Regions from separate parts of the Mus musculus genome. Here region 1 is linked to region 2. The links are chromatin loops, found by intact Hi-C in ENCODE. Cell type or tissue: heart. All regions are shown on one strand.

The links. A loop is a pair of places that touch in the nucleus more often than their neighbours do. Peaks named below come from ENCODE experiments on the same cell type or tissue, not always from the same donor. Only the 100,000 strongest peaks of a DNase experiment are listed, where the experiment ranks them.
Region 1: it touches region 2 in a loop (2.1-fold over the local background); 7 of 42 quality-filtered maps call a loop at or near these places.

Annotation. Positions count from the first base shown.
Region 1 is chr6:122,869,596-122,877,595 of GRCm38, forward strand. Necap1 (NECAP endocytosis associated 1) reads left to right here and starts at 4,962. Exons shown (of 8, transcript NM_026267.3): 1 at 4,962-5,068. The coding sequence starts at 4,974. In heart, a CTCF peak has its summit at 4,860; DNase peaks (open chromatin) are centred at 3,386 and 4,916; H3K4me3 peaks cover 1,971 bases; H3K27ac peaks cover 1,021 bases.
Region 2 is chr6:122,665,562-122,673,561 of GRCm38, forward strand. No RefSeq gene overlaps it. Among named protein-coding and RNA genes, the nearest start is that of Nanog, 38 kb to the right of the region's middle. In heart, a CTCF peak has its summit at 4,049 (motif pointing right); a DNase peak (open chromatin) is centred at 4,050; H3K4me3 peaks cover 1,014 bases; H3K27ac peaks cover 749 bases; H3K27me3 peaks cover 428 bases.

The sequences.
Region 1 (8,000 bases), 200 kb after region 2:
AAACTCTATTGTAGGACTGGCATGATAGCTCAGTGCGTAAGGGCACTTGCTGCCAAGTCTGACAAATTGAGTTTGATTCCCAGAACCCACATGGAGAAATGAAAGAAGTAATTCCCCGCAAGTTATCCTCTGACCTCTGAACGTAAGGCCCAGAACACACATACGCATGTGGGCACACACACGCATAAATAAATGTAGTAAGAACATTTAAAAGAATTTTCCTGATAATCAAAGCTCTGAACCACAGCGCGCAAGACTGTTCACGCAGCAAGCATTACTCTGGAAAGACATATTTTCTTAATGACGCACCCTTACTCCGACTCCACCAGTTTCATGGCATAGTAAGGAATGGCTACAGTTGGTGTGAAAAGCAAACGCTAGGCTTAGTGCCTTACTCTTCTAATTGCAGCTAGCGCTTGAGACATGCCTCACATTTTTGTTATGGGGATTCTTTGAGGGTGAATCACAGCCTCAAGCCTCCTGGGTCTGAATCATCCTTTGCAGTCGCTGCAGCAGAGCAAGAGGACAGGTTTCCCTGAAATCGTCAGGAAACGGAATCCTAACTTCTCATTTTCAACTTTAAGCCAGTGTCCCCAACTGAGACCGAGTCTTCGGCTTTTTAATGACCTGATCTCGTTTTCTCCACATAGGCAAAGATGGGTTTGACTCAAAGGACTGGGACTCAAAGTCATTTTGAGCTCCTGGCTAAATACTTGTCAGGTCCCATGTGCTGCTCAGGATGTTGAGAATAGCAAACAAACAAATTACTCCTCAGATTTAGAGATTATCAACTGAGAGTTGCAGGCTGGGCTAGTTTAACCTGACTCAGTAACTACAGCACAATATTCGTGTGTAAGGAGTAAGAGTGGCTACACTTAGGTCAATGGGTGACACTCTCCACTGTTTAATTTACATTACATGGACCTATGCTAGGGCTGATGTCATGTTTCCTACATGTACTTGTTGAATTGTTCATTTGTTTAATTTTAGTGTGTGTGTGTGTGTGAGATGACCTGTGTGGGAAGGTCAAAGGACAGCTTTCAAGAGTTGCTTCTCTCTTTCTACCTTTTTGAGGCAGGGTCTCTCTTGTTTCGGCTGTGCTGTGAAGCACAGGGCTGGCTGTCATTGTCTGCAGCTGTCTACTGTGGGCTCTAAGGGTCGAACTTAGGTCATTGGACTTGCATGGCAGGTGAGGTATCCACTCATCCATCTTGCAGGTCCAGGTTTCTACTAAAAGTATTTTGAATTATACATCTAGTACATGTATACCGTAAAGATCCTGTGCAGACATGCTTAAAGAGGAGTTAAGTTTCGTTTTCATGGTCTCTTTTCAAATGCGTTTCCCAATTGGTTACAGACGCTGGCTGTGTGTCCCCTTCTAAGTTTTCTATGTGTAGCTAAGTCTACACATAGAATGTTGTGTTGGTTAATGTGACTGCCAACTTCAGAGGATCCGACAACACCTTGGAAAAAGACTCTACACTTTTTATACTTGAGAAATAACTTTTGGCTTATTTTACATGAAAAGTTTATGTACACGATTCTGTAACTAGCATCTTGTGTGCTGCCCAGATGGTATAGTGCCATGTGGTGAAAAATATTACTTCAAAAATTATGAGACAAGTCAGGTGTGGTGGCACATGCCTTTGATCCCAGCAATCAGGAAGCAGAGGCAGATGGATCTCTGAGAATCCTGTGTGAGGCCAGTTTATTAAAAATGGTTTATTTTTATCTTATGAGCTTTGGTGTTTTGCCTGCATGTGTGTCTGTGTGAGGGTGTTGGATCCCCTGGAATTGGGTTACAGACAGCTGTGAACTGCCATGTGGGTGGTGGGAATTGAACCTGGGTCTATCTGGAAAAGTAGCTCTTAACTGCTTAGCCATCTCTCCAGCCTCAAGAGTTAGGGATATTATACCCTAATAAATACCATTGATAATGTTGTTCTGGACAAAGGTGTAAGGCAGAATTTATAAACTTGTTAAAAATAACTTTTTATGTGTGGGTAAAGATGATTGAAAAAGTAAATAAATATGTGACTCATTTTCATGGTTACATTGCATTAAAAGTAATCACAGTTTGAAATGGGCAAGGTGACATCATTTCCAAGAAAAGTGTTTTCCTACAACGTGGCTAAATCACATACACGTGGGAAGTCACACAGAAGAGAGATTTTTTTTTTTCAGCAGCTAATCTGAACCTGTGAGCTATGTAAGCTACTTGTCCTCCAGTGGTGGGTAGAAGTGAATTCTAGTTAAGGCACCCTAACATCCCCCCATTCCCCAATCAGGCAGGTGTTCACTACATAGCCCAGGCCGGCCTTAAACTCATCAAGTTCTGCTGGCCTGGGCTTCCTGGGTGCTGGGATTAATGTCACAGTCAAGGCATTATTAATTATTTTGATTGAGATTTGAACAAATGCTAACCAGGTCGTAATGATAATATAATACAAATATATCTACAGTTCTTACGATATACTAGAAATTGTGCTGAAGACCAGTGATACGGGGGCAACTGGGAACTCCTTTAGGGTACCTCATAATATAAGAATTTAAGGGCTGACTCAGATGGAAGCACAGGACGGTATTATTGGTTTAAAAGAAAAACATCCGACCAGGGGAGCTGTAGAACCTCAGCTGATGCTCAAAGGGGAATAAAGGAGGAAAGAAGGGAAGAGCCAAGCCATGCCACATAACCTGGGTTTGGTTCTAAGCATCATCATCTGTAACTCCACCTTGAGGAAATCCAGTGCTTTCCTCTGGTCTCTGTGGTACCCATAGACAAGCACTCGTACATTAAAAAGAAACAAGCAAGCAAACAGAAGATGAGGAACAAATCCCAGAGACAGTGATATTTAAATTAGACTTCAAGATCTTACTAAGGAGTAAGTGAGAAACATATGTGGACATACATGTTCAGAAGTAGAACTAAATATGGAGGTGAGTGTGCTTGCACCTGTAATAGCACTTAGGAAGCAGAAACAGGAGAAGCCTGGCCAAGAGAATGGGATGCTGCCACAAACAAACCACCACCAGGAAAATTAGGATAATATGGCCATCTAAATCAGAGAGGACACTGTAAGACCATGGAAAATGGTGTGCTGCACGTGTAGAAGAGGCCAGTGTGTATTTCCTCATTATTTTGCTAATATCCCGTATTATGTTTGTTGGTTTTAAAATACTAAACAAACTACAAATTCTTGGAGTAAGCTGCAGGTGGTTATCGTATATCATACCTTACATGTGGCAAGAAGGAGTGTAAGATTAGGGAGAGTTAACTATGTGAAACCAGAAGTCTCTAGGATGACCAGATTTGGGGAGAAAAAAATACATAGCACTTGAAAGGTGAACCAGGGGCTGGGGCCTCAGTAAGGGATTGTCAGCACTGCTGATCCAGAAAGAGGAAACGAAAGAGTTCAATGCGGTATAGTAACATGACCGAGGCTTCCGTTGAGATCATAGGTTTAGAAATAGGAAACCAGTAAAAGACCATTTTTTCTGTCTGTTTTCTTTTTTATGTCTCCATCCACAGTGTATGTATTCTCTTTATAACATGTGTTGGAGAAGTATATGATAGAAAAAAAAGTTTTTGGTTGGGGATGTAGCTAAATTGATAGAATGCTTGCCTAGTTCTCACAAAACCCTGGATGTGATCCAAAACACTGAAAAAAAGAAAAGAAAAGAGTGTGGTGACACATGCCTGTAATTCCAGTACTATGGTGGCAGGAGGATTACAAGTTCAAAGTCATTCTTTAGTACATAATGAGATGAGGGCCAGCCTGGACTACATTGAAACTCTGTCTCCAAATAAACAGACATGAACAAACAAAAAGCTAGTGGAACTGTTAAAGGCTACACCCACTTAATATTTGGAGAGTTCTGCTAAATGTCCCTTCAAAGCAGCGTTGGATCAATTTATAGTCCTGGCAACCGTAGCCAGTCTCTACATCCTTACCAGCCAATTAAAGTCTAATTCTTTTTTTTTTTTTTTTTTAAAGATTTATTTATTGGTTATATGTAAGTACACTGTAGCTGTCTTCAAACACTCCAGAAGAGGGAGTCAGATCTCGTTATGGATGGTTGTGAGCCACCATGTGGTTGCTGGGATTTGAACTCCAGACCTTTGGAAGAGCAGTCAGGTGCTCTTACCCACTGAGCCATCTCACCAACCCTAAAGTCTAATTCTTGTTGAACTGGCTTTGCTAGGCAAAGCAGACCAATCAGAAGTAAAAGTCAACCAGTCGATAGAATGCAATGAAAGAGGCTGCTACTGGTGTTTTGGGGGGGACAAGATAAGATCAGACTTGGTTTTGCCACTTGAAGTCAGTGCCATCTAAAACATTTCTAAGTTACACTGTTGTAAGCTTACATTTATTTGCGAGTGCACAAAGAACATATTTGTGGATAGAGCTGTTTAGTACTCATCGTGATGTGTAGCCAGCTGGGCTACTCATGCTGAGGGATGCTAGATAGCATTTAGCACTGTAATCAGTCATTTTAATATGGAGAAGTCACCAACAAAACCTACAAAATTGCAAAAAAACAAAACAACCCCATGGTAGCACTTAATAGATTATGCATTGGACACTTGCTTATGAGAACAGAATGAGAAAGCAGAGATTCATTTTGTCCAACCTCTGTTTTGTTTTCGTATATTCAGTGACTTTTTTTTTTTTTTTTTCTGGTTACCGTTTGAAGGTAGGTAAAAGAGAACTGAATTCTTATTTTTAATTTTTCGCTGGGGAAAGAGCCCAACCCGAGGCCTTGGCAGGCAAGTGCTCTACCACTGAGCCTGTCTTTGCCGTTACTCAAGATGGCGAGCCAGGCGCATCAGCGTTTCCAGATTGTAACAGGTTTTGCGCCGCCTAGAGGTTAACCTCGAAGCTGTACCCGAGCGGAAGTGACGCGAAGGAAGCCGTCGGCGTCTCAGCCCGCCCCCACCCGTGCCCCGCCCCCGCGGCGCTAGCGGAGCCAAGATGGCGGCAGAGCTGGAATATGAGTCCGTGCTGTGTGTGAAGCCCGACGTCAGCGTCTACCGGATTCCGCCGCGGGCCTCCAACCGCGGTTACAGGTACCCAGGGGGATTTGCAGCCGGCGCCCGCCGGGGTGACGGTTGTGTCCTTGGGCAGCAGCCATCGGCTCGAGCCGCTGCCGCCGTAGTTAGCCTGCCACCCGGGCTGCCGGCGGCTCCGTCTACTTTTCTGTTTTGCTGGAACTCTGATTTTGTTTTCTTTTCTTCCTGCCGTCATGCGTCTTTCCACCTCTCCTCCCCATCCCTCCCCCTGAGACATCGTCTGCTCCTCGTCATCCGCAATCCATTCATGCCTGCTCCATCTGTTACTCTTGCTGCGACCTTTGGCTTGTAATCCTCCACGCGCGCGTCCGCACACGCACACGGCACGCTCCCCCCCCTCCCCCCGCGCTTCTGATCCCGCCTGACACTTGTCCGGAATGGTAGTTTTGCTGTCCACTGTTTAGATGATCTATTTTAATTGATACTGTTGTCATTCTCGCCAAGTGTCATCATCCTTTAGTTTTTTTTTTTTTTTGGGGGGGGGGGGCGCAGTAGGCACACGTTAAGATCTTGTATTCCAGTGATGAGCTATTGCGTGTTTTCATTTTGTTTGTGTGTGTGTACCCCTCCCCCCCACACATTGATTATGTAGGGATTTCTGCCTTCCTATCAATCCAGTCACCTCTCTTAGAGCTTTCCCAGAGTCAGTGCAGCATTTTTTTTTTTTTTTTTTTTTTTTTTCCTCTTGTAAGGCCTGACAACCTTGTAATCCAGTGATTGAGGTTTTGGGCTGTTGTAGGATGTTAAGGAGTTCAAAGAGAATTCGCTGGGATTTGTGTTGAAAACTCTTTAGGTCTGAGCCCTCGACACTAAATAGCTGTGTAATTTATGAGCCAATCAATGTTTTTCTTCCCCAGGCCTTAAGGGTTCTCATTTGTAAAACAGGAGAAGTAGCGTGAGAAGACTGTGCACGTCTTGTGTACCTCACAGGTTTTTATTTGTTTTAGAGGTATGTGTATGGGTGTTTTGTCTGTCTGTATGAGTGGGTATGCCTTGTGCTCACAGAGGTCAGAGTGATGTTGTGAGACATCAGATCTCCAGGAACTGGAGTCACTGATGTTGGTGAACCATCATCTGGGTGCTGGCAACTGAACCCCTGTCTTCTGCAGGAGCAACAAGTGTTCTTAACTACTGAGCCATTTCCCCAACCCCTTCACAGGTTTTTTTTTGAGAGTTAAATAAAAGAGTATAGGGTAACTAAATCGTTATAAAAATACAGTACTAGTAGTATCCCTTTTCTGACCTACATACCTTCATGGTTTTTCTCTTGCTGGAAAGTTACCTTCTCCACATCTCCATTTTGCTTCCTAACCAGAGGGTCATTCATCATTGATGAGTTGTTTTGTACAGACCTGTGCAGTGGGCCCTACGAGTTGTATATCTTTTGGTAAAGGAGTTGCCACTCAGATCTCACATTGACCATGACTGAAACTCAGCATGATGGTAGTCACAGGTACCACGTTATGATTTAGCTTACACATTGCTCTACCTGAGTCTTTGGTTCAGGCCAGCTCTCTGCGGACTTCCATAGCACTTTATGTTCATCTCTATCTCTGCTTTACTGTCCAGTCTTCTGAGCTCCAGGGTGGAATGAATAGCCTGAAGTCTTGTTAAACTGTATCTGTGGGGACTGGAAGGACCAGCATAGTGTCTTGCACCTAGTAGGCACTCAGCAAATGCTCACTGGAAAAAGAAATTGGAGCCCATCTCAGGTAAAGTGCTTACTGTGAGGGCTGAAAAACCAGCATCTGATCTCCCAAATCCATGTGACTTTACACATTGTCTTCTGCCTGCCACATATGTGTTAGGGCATGGCTCACACACATATACATACATGGATAATACATTTAAAAAGAAGATATTGGATTATCCAACTAACCCAATCACATAAGCTAGCAATGGCTGAACTGCTAAGTAAAGGAGTCTCTCTAGGGGCTAAGGTACATTGAAGTCTTCTGTTTTTCTTTGACTTCAAGCCTCCCCGCCTCTGTCTACAGTCTCATTTATTTCATACCCTTTATCCTCTTATCAGGTCACTGCAGCATCCCATTAAAGCAGTTTCTTAATTTTTTTGTTTCCTATGCTTATTTTGATATTTCTTACTATCCAAGGGGCATCCTGTCGTTACTCACTCTTTCAGAATAGTGACTGAAAAGTAAAAAATGAAGTTTGCAGCTGCGAGTGGTGACACATACCTCTGATCTCAGCACGTGAGAGATGGAGGTATATGCGGATCAGGAGTGTAAGGCTATCCTTGGCTACAGGAGGCTCTATCTGAACCTCTGAAACAAGAACTGGACTGCAGAGGTGGCTCAATGGTTAAGAGCACTGCTGCTCTTTGTAGAGGGCCTAGGTTCCATTCTCAGCACATACAGTGGGAGGTTCAAAACTGCTGTAACCCCAGTTCCAGGGGATCTGATACTGTCTGGCCTTGACAATCACCTGTGTACACATGCATAAATAAAAAAAAAGAAAAGAAAAGAAAACCTTTGCCCTTCCCCCTAATAACATAAAAGCAAATACGTTTAACCTTTTATTTTGTAGGAAAGTCACTTCTTGAACTTTAATCTTCTCATCTTCAGAAATAAACATTGATTCTTAGCATGCAAGATACATTCACCTGGTTAGGTAAATGAAAACGTGTGAGGTTTTATGCATGTTTACACAGGGTCTCACAGTAGAGCCCCGTGGCTCCAAACTCCTGGAGATGTGCTGCCCAACTGTTGGGACTCAATGTTTTCACTACCACACCTGGCCAGTGAGGTTAGGTTTTAGTGTTGTTTGGAGACCAGCAAATTCAAGAATTCTTTAGACTTGGTTTTGGAGAGGGATTAAGGATCAAGGATGAAGGAAACTGCTGCCATGTATCATTTATTGAAAATTTGTTTATTTAAGGACACTACATACACAAGATAAAAATGATGAGATA
Region 2 (8,000 bases):
ATATGACCTTCTCGGTCTGTATGATGTCACCTGTACGCATGTTTTCAGAGCTGAGCGTTTGGTCCTGGACAGTGCTCTTCCCTGGGGAGGGCCGCCTCTCCTGCTCTCAGATTTCTTCAGTAGCCTGCAGTTCTTTAGGGTTAATGCTACTTTGTCATATGTGTTTGTGTCTCCCAGTTCAGTTCATGCTTAGGCACCATGTTGGTGAGACTTTATGGGTATGGTTTTAGGTTTTCATGTGATTTCTTTTCTGTTGGATTTCTGTGCAGTTAAACACTCAGTGGATTTCATCTGAACTACGGAACCCAGAAGACTCTAAGGAAATCTTCTGCCCCTTAGTTTATTTTTTGTTAGAGTCCTTATAAAATATCATCCTTGGATTTAATAACCATGTTTATTTAGAAGACAGAGAGTAACAAAACGTCTGACAGCATCAAGGACAGAAAGGGTGAACACCCATGGTCACACCCTGCCAGATGGAAAGCGTCCAAATCTGTCTGCATGGATTGGGCTTTGGCCAGAGACATTGTACAGTCCTCCTGGGTGAGCGAGGGTCCTGATCACAAAGCATCCCGGGGTTGGGTGATGTCATGGGGAAGCTTCCTGCTTATCAGAAGTTTGAGGAGTCTTCCAGACACACTGTCCCCAGGCTCTGGATCTTTTCGTCTACTAACCTCGGGCAGCGAGATGTGTCCAGAGTTATACCTTAACTAGACAGAGCTCATTAGAGCCTCTGCTGATCCCACGGATGTTTAGGTTGAAGAATGACAGGAGGAGAACAATCTGGGAGATAAGTAGCCGAGGGGTTCTGGCCTTCTACCCTACCCAGGCTGGGGGCATAGCTCACCAGTGCAACACTACCTGGCAGGTTTGAAGTCCTGAGTTCCATCCCCAACACACATACACACACACACACACACACACACACACACACACACACCACCACCACCACCAACAACAACAACAACAACAACAACAACTGCACATATGCCAAGGCAAGTCCTATTCAATACTCCATTTCTCTCCCATGAGTCCCCTAACACCCCTCTGGCCTAGCCCATTGGATCTCTCCCTCCCCCTCCCCCTCCCCCTCCTCCCCCTCCTCCTCTCCCTCCCCCTCCCTCTCTCCCTCTCCCTTTCATTCCTCTGCTCTGTGTTATGCTGTGAGTTATGAAGCTGTGCAGTTCACTATATGATGCAGTAGCACTGAAAGAAATAACCAGGGAATACAACTAACCAAAAGAGCAGACGGAGCTCAGGGTGGTGTTGTGACCCCTCGATCCCAGCACGGGGGATGTGGAAGCCAATCTGGTTTGCAGAGTGAGTTCCAAGCCAGGCTGGGCTACATAGTTAGATCCCCCCCCCTCCCCGCAGACAGGTAGCAGATCTGTACAAAATGGGGGAATTGTATATAAACTGCCTCACTAAAGGTGACTTCTATGTCTCACATGACTTCTGGACTTTCAGTGATCAGCTGACCAATATGGTTTCTTTTATCTGTAAGTCAGCCTTCTGTTAGATTATGCCCTCGCTAGCAATGCTCTGAATGTTCTCCATAGAAGGGGATACCATCTGATGTGGGCCTGCATTCCAGAGGCTTTCCACGGAGATCTCTGGCCAGGACTGGTGCTTGGGTTCTGGCGAAGTGAAGCGAGTGCGACTCTGAGCCGCTTTGCACTGAGTCGGGTCGGAGTGGAATCCCCGGGGTTCCAGACCTTTGCTCGACTGAAGCTGTCTGTGCGCAGCCCACTACCCCACAATCTGAGATGCTCTTTCCAGCCCACACAGTTCTCAGATGACTTCCCCGTGAACCCTGTGAACTATGGTATTGCTCTGTGAGAACGCAACAGAACGCCAGCTGCAAGCCAAGCCTTATAACAGGAAATCCCCATGCGTGTACCCTGTGATGGAGCCTTTGGCTGTTAACCCATCCCAAGTGCTTGTCCAGTTCCTCCACATGGGCTGAACATTCAAATGACCTCTCCCCTCCTGATCCCACAAGAGCCGGAAGGCAGAGCACCTAAAAACATGCTTGCCCTTCACCCGCAGCCCATAGGTGCCGGAAGAGAAAAAGGCAGCTGCCGGTGTGCAACCTTTGCCAGCATCACACGGAAGTGGCTCCCAAACAAAGAACAAGCAAGTCCGCTGAGCCCACAACTGTGGGTGCCCCTGAAGAAGACCATCACGCCCACCTCCGCTGCCCGTAATTGCTTCCACAGGAGTTCAAGTGTTTGCTTATGCACGTGTCAGGATGCCTGTTGAACTCCTGGAAGCACTCAGGACCTCTTGGAGTACAGCAGAACTAGGTACTTGGTAGAAGAGGATGAGGGGGATGCCTATGGCAGCCTATGGTTGCCTATAGCAACAGCGGTTCCAGCTGGAGCTAGATGGATGCTAACAGAGCTGGCTAGCCTCCTGCCTCTTTCCTTCACCACACTACCCAAACAAAAGCCAGGACAAGAAGAGATATCTGTGGCCTTCCACTGCAGCAGAACACATTCCAAGTCCCTAGTGCCTGTCAGTATTAAGGTGAGGCCTCAACCTCAGTCTGCTACCAAGATGAGCAGCAGAGGCTAAACTGCTTTCTCTGCTTAGGATCATTCAAGGAGGCTGACATAGCTGAAGAAAACACAACTTTATGCTGTGGGCCACTCCATACTCAGTCTCCAACCATCAGCTACATCCACTGCTTTGGTTTCTACCCTGGAAACAGGACTCTGGTGAACTTTGGGAGCTCATACAAGACTATTAGGTCAAAGGTTTAAACCAATAGAAGGTCTTTATTAACCTCAGGCTACTACACTGGGTGTCCAAGACCCCACTGTATCCCCAAGTCTCTCTCAGGATGCGCTTTTAAGCTCTAAACCATGTTCTGGGTTGACATACTTCAGTTAGCCAAAAGCAGAACTACAGAAGCCAAAAGAAACAGAGTTAATAAATTTAGAGACATTCCCAGAACTATAGACTTTGATGGTGAGGTCTTTGTTTTAGTTTTGGTGGGTGGTACTGTCAACATGCTGAGTCTTATGGCCTGAATGGCACTTCCTTCATGGCGTCAGTTGTGCTAAGGTCTGGAGGCCTGTTACACATAGCCTCACTGCGTTACCAGTTCACCGTCTCTGCTTTGTGCTTGCAGTTGAAGATGTGAGCTCTCAGCTTCCTGCCCAGGCCGCCATACCTGCAGCTTGCTGCCGTGCTCCCTTGACACAATGGGTTCTGTGCCTCTGGTTCTACCATTCTGTTCATAGGTAGCTTTTGGTCGTGGTATTTTATCAGGACAACAAGAAAGCAGCAAATAGAGTAGGTTTAAGGCAGGAGGTGAGAGCTGATGGGGGGGGGGCGGGGGCGGGGGGGGTCTGGGTCAAAGTAGGAATGGATCAGGGTAGATGTGTAAGAACTGGGGAAACAGGGTTTGCTCTGGCCCAGGGGTTCAGGTGAGTGGGACCCCAGTCTGGAGAATGGGTGCCACTCGCATACTCCCATTGCCATGATACTCTGCCTCAGCTCAGGTCCAGTGTAATGGTTCAGCCAGCCCTGCATCTGAAACCATAAGCCAAGTAACTCCTCTTTCCAATCATTTTTCTTGAGCACTTGTCACCGGGACAAGCTGGCTCATTGACTCGGATTTTACATTGTTGAAATCTTTTCAGTTGTGTGTGGGGTAGGCCATGTGTGCCTTGGTGCACATGTGCAGGTCAGAACAACTTGGGTGAGAGTCTGCTTCCTTTTTCTGCTCTGTATGGGTTGTAGGGATAGAATTCAAGTTTCGCATTTGAATTCTATGGTTTAGCACTTAAACATCAAAACCTTTCCCAGAACGTCACACTTCAATGCCATTGAGGAAGGTGTCTGTAACGCTGTGTGTGTGTTGTTAGTTAAACACATCATAAGATGAAGGAAAGCTGGGAGTGTCCTTAACACAGCAGCGAGCAGCAAAAGCTACTTTCTCCTCAAGCCTGGAGGAGTCTGGTCCGACAGTCCACCAACAGGGGGCGTTATTTCCCAGCCCTCGTGAAGCGTTGAACTGTCCTGGTGAGAAGGGTGATGTGCAGTTCCTTGTCTCAGCAGCAGATGGAGCCATAGGGACGAGAACAAGTTCCTAGGTGAAGGAAGGAGTGGGGGGAGACGAAGCGGAAGAAGCTGAAGTGCATCTTGGTCGGTCAAATTTTTCTTATTGATGAAAAAGATGATTAAAGGACACTGTGAATTTGAGACTATTCTGAACTACGTAGCAAGTTCCAGGACAGCCAGTGTTACAAATCAAGACCCGATTTTGGAAGAAGATGGGGGCTGGGGAAGGCGCCATGTTCCCCCCCCCACCCCCCACCCCCAGCTCCCATCTCATCTGTTGCTACATTTACTAGACTGCCAAGAATTTTCTCTCTCAGAAATTAAAAAAATAGTAAAGAAATAAAGAAAAAAGCCAGGCATGATGGTTCACTCTCATAATCCCATAATTCCATTACGTAAGAGAATCTCTCTACCAACCTGAGCTACAGAATGACTCCCGCTAACCCCCCTCCCCGCCCGCAAGCCCGAGCTAGTGTGAAACCCTGCCACAGGGGGGTGGGGGTGGGGCATACATATGCAATTTAAAAACAAACATACAAACAAACAAAAAACAGCTTTCCGGTTTTTTGCCACGCGCAACCTCACATTTATTTATCTCTTCTAACCCTAGTACCAGAGAAGCCGTTTCGGTGGTCAATCAGGATAAAGGAACATTGTGGGAATCAGAGTGACAAACAGGCCTAGCTGAGAAAGTACCATTCAACCCTAGGATCAGTGGCTGGCAGCCAGGCCAGTTTCCCTGGGCACATTCTGCCTTTGTTGATAGAGGCGAGGGGCTTCTGTGTGGCCTGTGAGGGTAAAGCTGACGGAGGGAGCACCGGAAACCTCCTACAACCTGAGCTAAGCACTACAACCTGAGCTAAGCACGGTGGGCTGGAGCGTGGTTCGGGGCACTCAAAGTTGCTCCTGCAGGGGACACGGCAGCTCACAACCTCTGTAACTCAGTCCCAGAGGATCCAGCGTCCTCTTCCAGCCTCAGCCATCACTAGGCATGCACAGGGTGCTCACACATAACATGCTGACAAAGCACCATTACACATAAAATAACAAAACATACTTAGAAAGTCATTTTAAAGAAACCGTTTTAAAGGTGTTTGTTTGTTTGTTTTTGTTTTGACGCAAGGCCTCACTCACTTTATAGCCCAAACTGAACTGCCTTGAACTCCAAATGTAACCCAGGATAGCCCCTCTGTCTGTCTCTATTCCCTAAGACACAATTTTTTGAGAGTCTACAATAAATATTGAAACTGCATGACTTAAGTGTTCCGAGAGTTTAATATTTTTCTATCTTTTGATGGACTAGGTTGATCTTAGTTCTTTGCTATAGTGAATAAAGTTCAATAAACAGGCGTACAAATATCTCTATGGCAGGGCACCGAGTTCTCTGGATATATGCCCGGGAAGGAAATAATTGGATCATGTGTAGTTCTATTTTTATTTTTTTGAGAAGTCTCCAAATCAATTTCCCAATATCTGTATTCATATTTATTTATCTATTTATTTATTTATTTATTTGAGACACAGTCTCTCTACAGTTCTGACTGTAGACCAGGCTGATCTCACAGATATCCACCTGCCTTTGCCTCCCAAATGCTGAGATTAAAGGCATGTACCACCACCCCCGCTTAGCTCTTTCTTTTTGCATGTCTCCAATGGGTTTTTGTTTTTTGTTGTTTTTTTTTTTTTTGTCAGATTTGTTGATGAGAGCCATTCTGAGGGGGGGTGAGGAGGTATCTTAAAATACTTTTAATCTGACTATCGATATTGAAGACTTTTTTTTTTTAAATAGTTTCATTCCCTTGGTATTTAATTTCTGCAATCCTTCATACATTTTGGCTATCAGCCCCTTGTCTGAAGTGCCGCTGGTAGATTTCGTCCCATTCTGTGGGCTGCCTGTTAATTCTGCTGATGGCTTCCTTTGCTATACAGAAACGTACATGTCCATGTAGTCCCATGTTGACACTGTCTGTTTGTAAGGCTGGAGCAGAACTTGCTTTGATCTGCCTTTGCCTGTAACGCCTGAGGTACCAGGGGTGTATGACTACACAGGCTCGGGCCTTTCTAATTGGGGCATTAACCCCAGTTGTGAGAATGGAGCCCACATGACTTCAACCCCTCCTAAGGACACTCGCGACACCGTCGCCTCCAAGGGGGAGGGTTTCATCAGATGAGTTTTGAGAACGATCAGATATTCCAACCATGACAAGTGTCATGGAGGCTGAACAAGAAAACCTGAAATCTTAGTATTTGTGAGGATGAAGCAGGATGAACCCAAGTTCAAATCTAGCCTAGGCAACTTAGTTGAAAGCCTGTTTAAAAAAAAAAAAAAGCAAAGAGGTGGGGAGTGCTGGTGTACCATTTAACCCCAGCACTTAGGAGGCAGAGGCAAGTGTTTCTCTGTGAGTTCAAGACCAGCTTGAACTACATAGAGAGTTCAGGTTTTGTTTTTTTTTAAAAGATTTATTTATTATATGTAAGTACACTGTAGCTATTTCAGACACCCCAGAAGAGGGCATCAGATCTCATTATGGATGGTTGTGAGCCACCATGTGGTTGGATTTGAACTCTGGACCTTCGGAAGAGCAGTCAGTGCTCTTAACTGCTAAGCCATCTCTCCAGCCCGAGTTCAGGGTTATATAGTGAGATTCTGTCTAAAAAAACAAAGAATAGCTGGGCGTGATGGCGCACACCTTTAATCTCAGCACTCGGGAGGCAGCGGCAGGCAGATTTCTGAGTTTGAGGCCAGCCTGGTCTACAAAGTAAGTTCCAGAACAGCCAGGGCTGTACAAGAGAAACCCTGTCTCAAAAAAACAAAACAAAACAAAACAAAACAAAATAATAATAAAACCCAAACAAACAGAGAATAACAACAACAACAACAACCCCTCCCGTAGTAAAAAAAAAAAAAAAAAAAAAAAAATCCCATATACTTGTAAGGTGGGTCATATTATAGCAAGATTTTTCAATGAGTAAGCTTTTTCATTTATGTGGTTATACTAAATAGTTTGTGTGTTATAAATAAACAAACAAAAACTAGGGCATACAGAACTCTGCAGCTCCCAAAATATGCCCGTGGACAAAGCTTTATAGGTCATTTTAATAACACTGGGACTTTATAAGTAAGGCAACATTAGTTTCACAGGGACATGTGACAGCAATGATTATCATCTCAGGCCTAGCAAGGATTAATTAATAATGTCTTAATGCTTCTGATGGGAAGTACGCTGGTCAGGAGGCTTTCTGGGAAGATAATTGGAACCATGGAAAGAAAAGCAAAAGCCAACATCCTCTGTCTCGGCTCTCTAGGGTGCTGTGCTGGGGGCGGGGCTGTGGCTTGATAACAGAGAGCGTTCTTGAGGTCCCAGCACTGCAGACTCCTGTTTAAACACAGGCGTGTCTTGAGTACCAGGTATACTAGACGCCAGTTGTTCTATTTTGTTTGACACGGTCTTGTGTAGCCCAGGCTGATTTATAATCCTCTTCCTCAGCATCCCCACGTACTTACAAGCCTGTGCCAGCACGCCCAGCTAGACTACATATAGTTTTCCGTGTGTACTGTACTGTGTGTGCCATGGTCATTGTTGACTGGGGAAGAGGCTGCAATCTGACAAAACCCAATGTCCAGAAAGTGCTACGTGCACATGGAAAAGCCTCCTAACAGGCAAATGCTTTAATTTTCTTTTTTTCTTTTCTTTTTTTTTTTTTTAAGATTTATTTATTATATGTGTATACACTCTAGCTGTCTTCAGATACTCCAGAAGAGGGCATCAGATTTTTGTTACGGATGGTTGTGAGCCACCATGTGGTTGCTGGGATTTGAACTCAGGACCTTTGGAAGAGCAGTCGGTGCTCTTAACCGCTGAGCCATCTCACCAGCCCTAAATTTCTATTATCATCACCAGCACTGGAGTTTTCCGTGGAGTCCTTGA